Linked DNA regions of Homo sapiens: region 2 is linked to region 1. Evidence: chromatin loops called from intact Hi-C (ENCODE). Cell type or tissue: GM12878. All regions are shown on one strand. Links, peaks and the distances in the headings refer to the core of each region. The heading gives the core; the rest is flanking DNA.

Region 1 (4,398 bases), core at 97-4,096:
GGCTCAGCAGAGGCAGTAACGATGAACACTTACTGTATACCAGACGGTGTCCCAACACTTTACATGTACTAACTCCTCTGCCCTCACAACCATCTCTGACATAGGCACTGATAAGGATGTGAAAGCTGAGGTCAGCAGAATAAGGGCCTCTTAAAGATATCCATGCCCTGATCCTGGGAACCTGTCAATATGTGACCTTATGTGGTAAAAGGGACTTTGCAGATGTGATCAAATTTAAGGACCTTGAAATGGGGAGAGTACCCTGGACTATCCAGGTGGGTCCAATCTCATCACAAGTTCTTAAAATTGGGGAACTGTTTCTTGGCTGCGGAAAACCAGAGAGATGGCAGCATGAGAAGAACTTTGCCCCTTACTGCTGACTTTGAAGATGGAGGAAGGGCTCCTGACCCACAGGATGTGGGCAGCTTCTAACAGCTGGAAAAGGCAAGCATGGATTTTCCCCCAGAGCTTCCAGAAAGGAACGCAGCCCTTCTTGGCACCAATAAGTTGTGTTCTTTTTCTACTTTATACTGGCTGCAAAAAAAAAAAAAAAAAAAAAAAAAAAGAACATTTGATTGGAGAAGCAATCAGATTTTATTCAATGGCCAAAGAATGGAGAAGGGGAGCTTGTGCTCTAAAGATGCCTTCTCTCCAGGCAGGGGGAGCAATGGGAGCTTTATGCTGGACAGAGAGGTATGTGGGCAGGCACAGGGTGGAGTTCCAGACACGCCAGCGCGGTTCACAAACATGCTTCTTCCTACCTCATATGTATGCAAAATGGCGGTGGTCTCCTCTTAGGGGAGGATTTTTTAGTATTATAATAATATGTTGGTGATCTAAAGATAACTGTAGTTTTCCTACTCCAGTCTGCACTTGTTTTGAGCAGGCCTGGACTTTCTGGTATCCGATAATGGTCACGAGGTTGTGTGTGGCAACAGGCCATTTGGTTTCCTTAAGCAGCTGTGCTTATAGATAAAGTGACTAAATAAATCTGTCAGAATTTCCCCCATTTTCCCCTTGGGACCATCCCAGTGACCTTCTGACGACTAGATTTCTGCCCAGTGAGCCCCAGTGAACCCTTGCTTTCAGCTGAGTAAGAAGAAGGTTAGTTCTTCTAATCTGTAGGACTGTAAGCTAGTAAATTTGTGTTTTTTGAAGCCACTAAGTTTTTGGTAATTTGTTACAGCTGCAATAGAGAACTAACACAGGTTTTCATAAAGGTTAAATGACACAGCTAATAAGCAACAGAGCCAGAACCAAAATCCAAGCTGTCTGGTTCGGAAGCCCACGCCCCTCTGTATTCTGCAACGTGGCCATTTTACCACCATCATGGACTGTGTAAGTAAGTAAGTAGCAAGAGAAGAAAGAGGATGAGTGAAAAGGAAGAAAAACAGAATGACAGAGAGAGAAACATATGTATAAGGTTAACAGCCTTGTGTTCTATGCACTTCCGTTGTGTGGGTGTTTCTGCTTACTTAACAATAACCACAAAGCACATGTGCACGCTGTCTTCCTCCCTTTCTTCCTCCCTCCTGCCCTCCCATACTGCTGGAAGCACCTAACCATGCACTCTCTAGAACCCGTGCCAACCACACCTGCGTCTAAGCGTGCCCTTGGCGAGGGCGTGGTAGAATTTCCAAGCTGCCAGATGCACACAAGCGGATCACTGTGCATCCAATAGGTGGTTTCCGGCTGAGATTTAGAATCGTTCTTATCTCATCAGTGACTCACGCCATCTCACCCGCTTTATGCTGATTTTGCTTTCTGACTAAGTCCCATAGTCCACCTGTTTAAGCCATAACAAGGGGTGCCAGATTCCGCAAATAAAAAACAGGGCACCCAGTTAAATTTAAATATCAGATAAACGACAAATAATATTTTAATATAAGGATTTCCCAAATATTGTATGGGATGTTCTTATACTAAACAATCATTATTTATTGATCTGAAATTCAAATTTAACTGGGCATCTTGCAGTTTATCTGGCAACCCAAACCACAGCAGACCAGCAGAGAAACGATTCTGGGGCAGCAGACCTTAGCAACTCCCTAGAACCATGCTGGGGAGCACTGTCCATTCCAGGCCAGTGCAGAGATAGGATGGTTTCTGCTCCTTCTGCTCAGAAGAGTTGAATGGAGGTCCAGTCCTGGGCAGGGGGTGACAGCATAAGGTGGGTGGAGGAGGTGGACTGGGACAGACAAGGGACCCTCCGAGCAGCTCTCACAACCCAGCGGATGCCCCCCAGTCACTTCAAGCCTTCCAGATGATTCCTCCAGCAGTTCTGATAATGGGATGATCAAGATGACCTGGACAGGCAGGAGGAGGCGGAGGGCTGGAAGAATGAGTCACCCTCTGGGGGCTTTGAGCCTCTTGGCTCTCACAGTAGTAGTCTGATGTAGAACCCCAGTTCTAGAATATCTGTGCTTTGGTGCTCGGCCCGCTGCACTGTGACCCCAACCTAAAAGTACCTTCTGCCACCCACACACTCAAAATCTCCCCAAACTCTGCCCGTTTCTTAATTTTGTTTTAACGTTTCCTTTTCTGCCAGCTATTGTACTGGTTGTTGGGAATTCAGTCCTCTAGCAATCTGTCAATCAATCAACAAGTAGTAGTTATTGAGTGCCTACTGTGTATAAAACATATGTTCATCCCAGTAGTAGAGACAAAGGTCTGTTCCCCAGGAGCTTATAATCAAACCAGGAAAGAACAATCTGGTTATGTGGGGGGAAAATGGGCAAATGACAAGATGGTTCTGACATTTATGAAACATCCACCAGACATCCATTCTCACGTCGGGTGCCAGAGACATGGAAAAGAAGTCCAGGAGCTCACACTGTATGTAAATATATGTTACTGTATGTAATCCTATGTATTTCCCAAGAAATACATAGTCGCACGCACAGAGAAGGGGCCCCTAACCCAGCCTGGGCACTTAGGGAAGGTTTTGCTGAGGTGGTGAGGCCCAAACAGTCTCTGGAGAGAGAAGCAAAAGTCAATTTGGAGAATGCAGCCACAGGGAGATACTCCCTCTCCCAACCTCCCCTCGAGACCTCTGAATATTTAATTCTGCCTCCTCCCTTCATTGAGCAATTAGATGGAGAAAATCTTATTCACCAGAATTCTTCTGTGGAAAGACCACTGAACTTGCTTGGAAAATATACTTGGATTATCTGTTCCAATGTGGATTGGGAAGAGAGATTCTGAGAGCACACTTAAGCAACAAAAGATGATTTTCTAACTGCAATGTCTGAATCAAGAGCGTTGGCAGCCACATTTGCTTTGCATTGAAACCTTGTCTTTTCTTAAAAGATTGTTAATTTGTTCAAGATCTGGCCTCAATATGTCCTATAGTTTCAAGTAGAAACAACTGCCCTGAAGAACCTAAATGCCAACCCTCGACATGGGTACGCCATTCCTACCCTACCCTCTGTGCCAACGATAAGTAAAATGTTATGGTCTTTGGTCTCTGTGGCTTTACATCACGGTGCCATTGTCTACAGAATTGGAATTCGACACCCCCATCAGTACATACTTTTGAGTACACCTCGAAATATGTATATGCATTTATGCATAAATTGTATATATGGACCACATTTCCAATAGTTTGTGAGAATAATAAAAAATGCACAAAATGGAAACTTTCAAACAATGAGGAAGAGAGGAAATAAACAGTATCTCCTTAAAATGCTTAAGCCCTGCCTTCACGGTCTGAGCCCAGAAATTGAGGAATCGTGTGACCTTGGGTAACTCATTTCACCTTTCTGAGCCTCTTGTTTCTTTGTCTTAAAAAAAAAAATAAAATTTTTATTGACAAAACATCATGAATGATATTATATGCTTGGATATTTCAAAGAGTCACTTTAACAATTGCAGCTTTTTGGGCTTTTTCTTTTTGGACCTGATTAGATGAGGGTGGTTTTTAGCCTAGAAATCTGGCTGATGGTGAGATAGCACCAGGAAGACTGTTGTGCTTGCATTGCTCACATCATTTTCAGCTCACGGTTTCTTGCGGGAATCTTTTGAAGCCACTTGTCTATTTTGTAAGGGTTGATTTAACTAAAACTCAACAATATATTGTAAAAATCCTCTTTGCTGGGAACACGTGAACTGAGTCCATCACAATGTATCTGCAAGTTAAAGAAGAGGGGGGAGCTCTGCTCTATCAACTGTCCATTTCTTGGACTTTTTCCCACTCTTCTCTGGATGCTCGGGGACCATATGTGACACTTGGCTGCCTGACAGTGGGCCAAGTGGAGGCACTAGTGTCAATGTGTATATGAAATATGTGAGGCTTAATTTTACATTTTTAGATCAGAGTAATGTCAATGGGAATTCTCATTTTATCTTCTCAGCTCTCATTGGATCATCTTGTATACTCCACTTTGGAAACTACCAAAC
Region 2 (4,398 bases), core at 297-4,296, 210 kb after region 1:
AAAAATTACCCTTTAATATCTAGTCATGTGTGTGTGCTTATTCAAACAGATAAGCCAATGACTGCTTGATGTGGAAGGGGTAGAGAATGGCTGTGGAGGGGGTGGGTATTACCCCTGTAGATACATAAACACACCCTTCTCATGTACTTAACAAGAGATTCTAGAGTGGTAGCATTTGGAAAGCTTAGGTATCAGTCAGGACCCTCTTAGAACATTGATGCTATGATGACTTGTTCACTGCTTGTCATTATGCGCCCTTTTTCATTGCTCTCTAAGTGCCCCTGATCATGCCAGGCAGCTCCCATCTCAAATCTTTCCACCATATCACACAGCAAGTAGAGCTTGGACAGCACCAAGAAGCAGGGCCCTGGGGAATATCAAAGTGTAAGGAGATTGAGTGTGAAGATCTGGAGGGCTCCCTGCATGGAGAATTTGGAGAATATGCCCAAGAATGTGCCTGCATGATAGAATTGACCAGAGGATAGAGAAGGGCAATGGGAAAACATTCCACAGCTCTGCGCTCCCCCAGGACCTGGGCAAGACCAGTATGTCACAGGGTGAATAAGGTTTCAAAACTTTTATCTAAACGTAAAGGAATGTTAAGTGTTCATTCCTTCAAAATCTAATCCCACTGAGTGCTTCCTTGGGTGGGTGAACTTTGCATTTGAGACTATTGTAGAAAAGCAGGTGCTGAGGAGCAGGTGGAAGTGGGTTGGTTACATTTCTTATATAGAGCTAGGGAGATGCACATTACAGAAACCAGAGTGTCAGATGTGGAGGAGGAGGCGAGATGATTTGTGACTGCAACAGACTATTATCATCTGGGCAAAGGAGATGGAATTGAGAAAAGCTGAAAAGCTCTGGGCAATGAAATTGGCTGGATGGTTGATAGTTCCCAGTGGGAAGAGTCATTGGCTCTGTTTCTGGAAATCGTAGAGTTGTAGAATACTACAGTTGCACAGGATGGTGAGAAATCTGATGTCAGATTGAATCCTGGCTCTGCCACTTAACTTATTCTGTGACTTAGAAAATTACTTAATCTCTCTGTGGCTCAGTTTTCTCACCTGTAAAATGGATTTATAACAGTATGCACCTCACTGGGTCATCTGAGGGCTTAAACAAGTCATAACATATAAGCTCATGCCTGACACATGCTCTCTGTAAATATTAGCTCCTACAGAATCTGTCATTTTGAAACAGAAAGCATTCCTTTGTTGATGAGACTAAATAATCTTTGGCCATTAGTTTTCCCCATTTCTGTGGTGGATAGGATTATGCAAACTTCCCTTTGCAACCCAGAGAGAAACTGGCCTCACTTACGGCTTCTTCCAGAAGTTCACTTTGTCATGGCAGAGCCAGCCCTTGTTCTCTCTATTCTGGCCTCCTTTGTGTGCCAGGCTCATCCTCAGGATGTCCCTCATCCTCAGGATACAAATAAAGGGCCGCACTAATTCCCACCTCCCAGCTTCCTTGTATGCCATCTACCAGCTCCTGCCTGTGAGAATGGCAGCCCATCCACCCCATCCCCTTCTTGGCACCTTGTGTCTCATTTGCTCAAATTGTGTCACATGCCTGGAAACAGGACATACTAATCAGCTCAAGCCAATCTAACCCATCCCTAGAATTAAGAGTGGGGTCAATACCCGAAGCTAATCCTAGCAGGAGATTGTTCCTCCAAAGCAAATCTGGACACCGAGGTCAGGATAAAGGAAGAAATAGATGTGTTGGAGGCAAGCAAAAATGTCTGCTATAGAGCATAAACTACTAGCTAGTTTGTCAAACACACAAATCTGAGTAAAATCCTGAAAGAGAGTGAAAAGTCTGGGTTTTTTTTTTAACCATTTCACAATCCCAAGAAGATTATGGGGTCATAACAGATTTAACTACAAACCAAGGACTAAATGAACTTGGTGCCACCTAATTAATATCCTTAACACTCTAAAGAAGAGGCGCTCCATTCACTAGAGACAATCACTTCTGGCAATTGCCCCACAATGTGGTCTGAGCTCAGCCTGGAAAGGGCAAGGGGAAACCACCTAGAGAGACCACACTGGAGGGCCAGCTGCTGCTCCTGGGCTGGCAGGGACAGATACCTCATCCCCACAGGCACGGCCAGCCCTGCCAACATTCTCCCCTGCACTGACGAAGGGGTGTTCCCACCCCGACAGAACAGCTTAATATGTAGAAATATGAATTCACCACCGCTTACTTCCTGCAAGGAGGGATATTGCTGGGAGCCAATATCCTTTTATCTCTCTTTGCCTCGATGCTTTCAGCTTCTCGCCCTGCTCCAGCAATGAGCCTCTCGTTATGCAGAGCTACTTGCATTTCCCTTCAGAAAATAAAACTAAGACAAAGAAAGGAAACGTATTTAGCTTTAATGATGTGTGTGGTTTCATTTTTCTGTTTGAATGTATTGCTGTTTAATGAGGTAAATATCCATTGGATGAATTAGATACATTGATCCTGCACGCGTCTCCTGGGAGGCAGCCTCTCAGGGACAAGATGTGCCTTGAACACAGTACTCGGCAACCACACAGCCTGACAAACAGGCCAGATACTCAGCAAGAGCACAGACCGACCCCGTCGTGGACAGGTAGCAGGTGATGAATCACTCACTGCTGCCCCCATGGCTAGCCAAGCAGGCAACAGACTTAGCACAGACGAAACCATGTGACGATGATCAAAACTCTTGAGTAATGGTGGGGCCTCTGGGTCATTAAAAAAAACAGAAAACACAAAAAACAAAAAAACGAAGGTAATGCGGTCACCAGAATTGACAGTTTGTTTTAGTATTTCAACCAGAAGAGCCCCGTTGTCTATATCTATTGACAACGTGGAGGTTTTCCAGTAATGAGACCATCAGTCTTGATAATATTATCAGCTCCAAGAAGGTTCAGTCGGACAGAAACCCTGTGCAGCATAGCTTGGCACCCCTGAATTACTCTAGTTCTTCATTTTACTAGAAATGAAGGAAAAGAAAATTAAAGATATTATGTTCTTATACTTCCTCACCAAAGAAGTCATTTGGACCATTTTAGACTGGAAGAGATCATAGAAATTATTATTCAATCTCTTCATTAATAGATTAGGATTCTGAAGCCCAGATAGAGAAAGTCATATGGCCAACCAGTACTTGAACCATGACCAATAATCATTTTATGAGTGCTTGTTTTGTGCTAGGGACTGTTCTAACTGCTTTATAAACATTCATCTATTTGCAGCTCCCAACAACCCATTATGCAGAGGAGGAAACTGAGGCACAGAGGTGTTAACTATGGCCAAAATCATACAGTCAGAAAGTGATAGAGATGGGATTCAAACCCAACGGTCCAACTTCAGAGCCCATTATGGTTCTGGCCTTTCACTAAAACCCAACTCTCCTGGCTCCCCAGTCAAACATGTGAAAAAACTCCAAACATAAAAGTTTTAAAAATCTTTCCCTACAGATCCTGGAATAAATTACTTGAGTTACCCAAACAAGTAGTATGAGGCTCCCTAGCCTTTGTGCTGCATCTCACAAGTTCATCCTCCAATGATCCTCAATCTACTCTGACCTCTCTTGACTCTAAAGCTCTTGGCAAGACCTCTCTCCTCCTACCACACCTCTTAGTTTCTTAGTTTCTTGTTCCCCAACCACACCTAGAGATTCGAGGCTTCTTTCTATCTATCAGGCTGTTTCCTCCGTCTGGAACCCCTTCCACTCCATAACCTGCCATTGATCTACTACTTATCCTTAAGACCTAGCCCCAAAGACGCCTCAGCTATGACGACTTCAGCAATCACCCCTGTCAGAATCAGAATCCCCTTCCCCCACAGCACTTTGTTCCTCTACCACAGCATTTATGTGATTATTTCCTCCATTGTAACTGGAAATGGAAGGGTAGTGCAGTGTAGCAGCTGGGTGCAAGGTCTTTGACCAGAATCAGACCTGAGTATGAGATCTAACTCTGCTGCCAGGAATTATGTGGCATTGAGCAAATTGCTTAACTCTCTGAGCCTCCTTTTCTTCATCCATAAGAGAATAACATGACTGATCTCAAAAGGCTCCAGTAAGAATTAAATAAGACAATGCATGCAAAGCCCTTGGCCAGCACCTGTCTTGTAGTAAGCTGTCTATACATCTTAGCTATTAGTGTTGAGGTGTTGACGTCACCACCACCACCATTGCCATCATCATCATCAGCAGCAGCAGCAGCAGCATCATTAGTGTATACTAATACTACTACCTTTATAGACTAAACTCCTAGAGGGCAGGGACTTTGTCTTGTTCATTTTTATGCCTGGCCTTTAGTATGTTCTTAATAAGTGGATATAGAATTGAATTGTTGAAGCAGTTGTTCAATTGGCAATTTATTATTTTGGCTCTGGTGATAAATTGTCTTGAAATCATTTGCC

The links. A loop is a pair of places that touch in the nucleus more often than their neighbours do. Peaks named below come from ENCODE experiments on the same cell type or tissue, not always from the same donor. Only the 100,000 strongest peaks of a DNase experiment are listed, where the experiment ranks them.
Region 2: a loop joins it to region 1, with 4 times the contacts of the local background. A loop is called at or near these places in 1 of 110 quality-filtered maps.

What each region holds. Positions count from the first base shown.
Region 1 is chr17:33,664,440-33,668,837 of GRCh38, reverse strand. It overlaps a transcript of ASIC2 not described here. Among named protein-coding and RNA genes, the nearest start is that of ASIC2-AS1, 110 kb to the right of the region's middle. In GM12878, for the core only: no CTCF peak of the experiment used is centred there; a DNase peak (open chromatin) is centred at 1,647.
Region 2 is chr17:33,457,432-33,461,829 of GRCh38, reverse strand. It overlaps a transcript of ASIC2 not described here. Among named protein-coding and RNA genes, the nearest start is that of ASIC2-AS1, 99 kb to the left of the region's middle. RefSeq lists an enhancer at 2,656-2,705. In GM12878, for the core only: a CTCF peak has its summit at 2,626; a DNase peak (open chromatin) is centred at 2,459.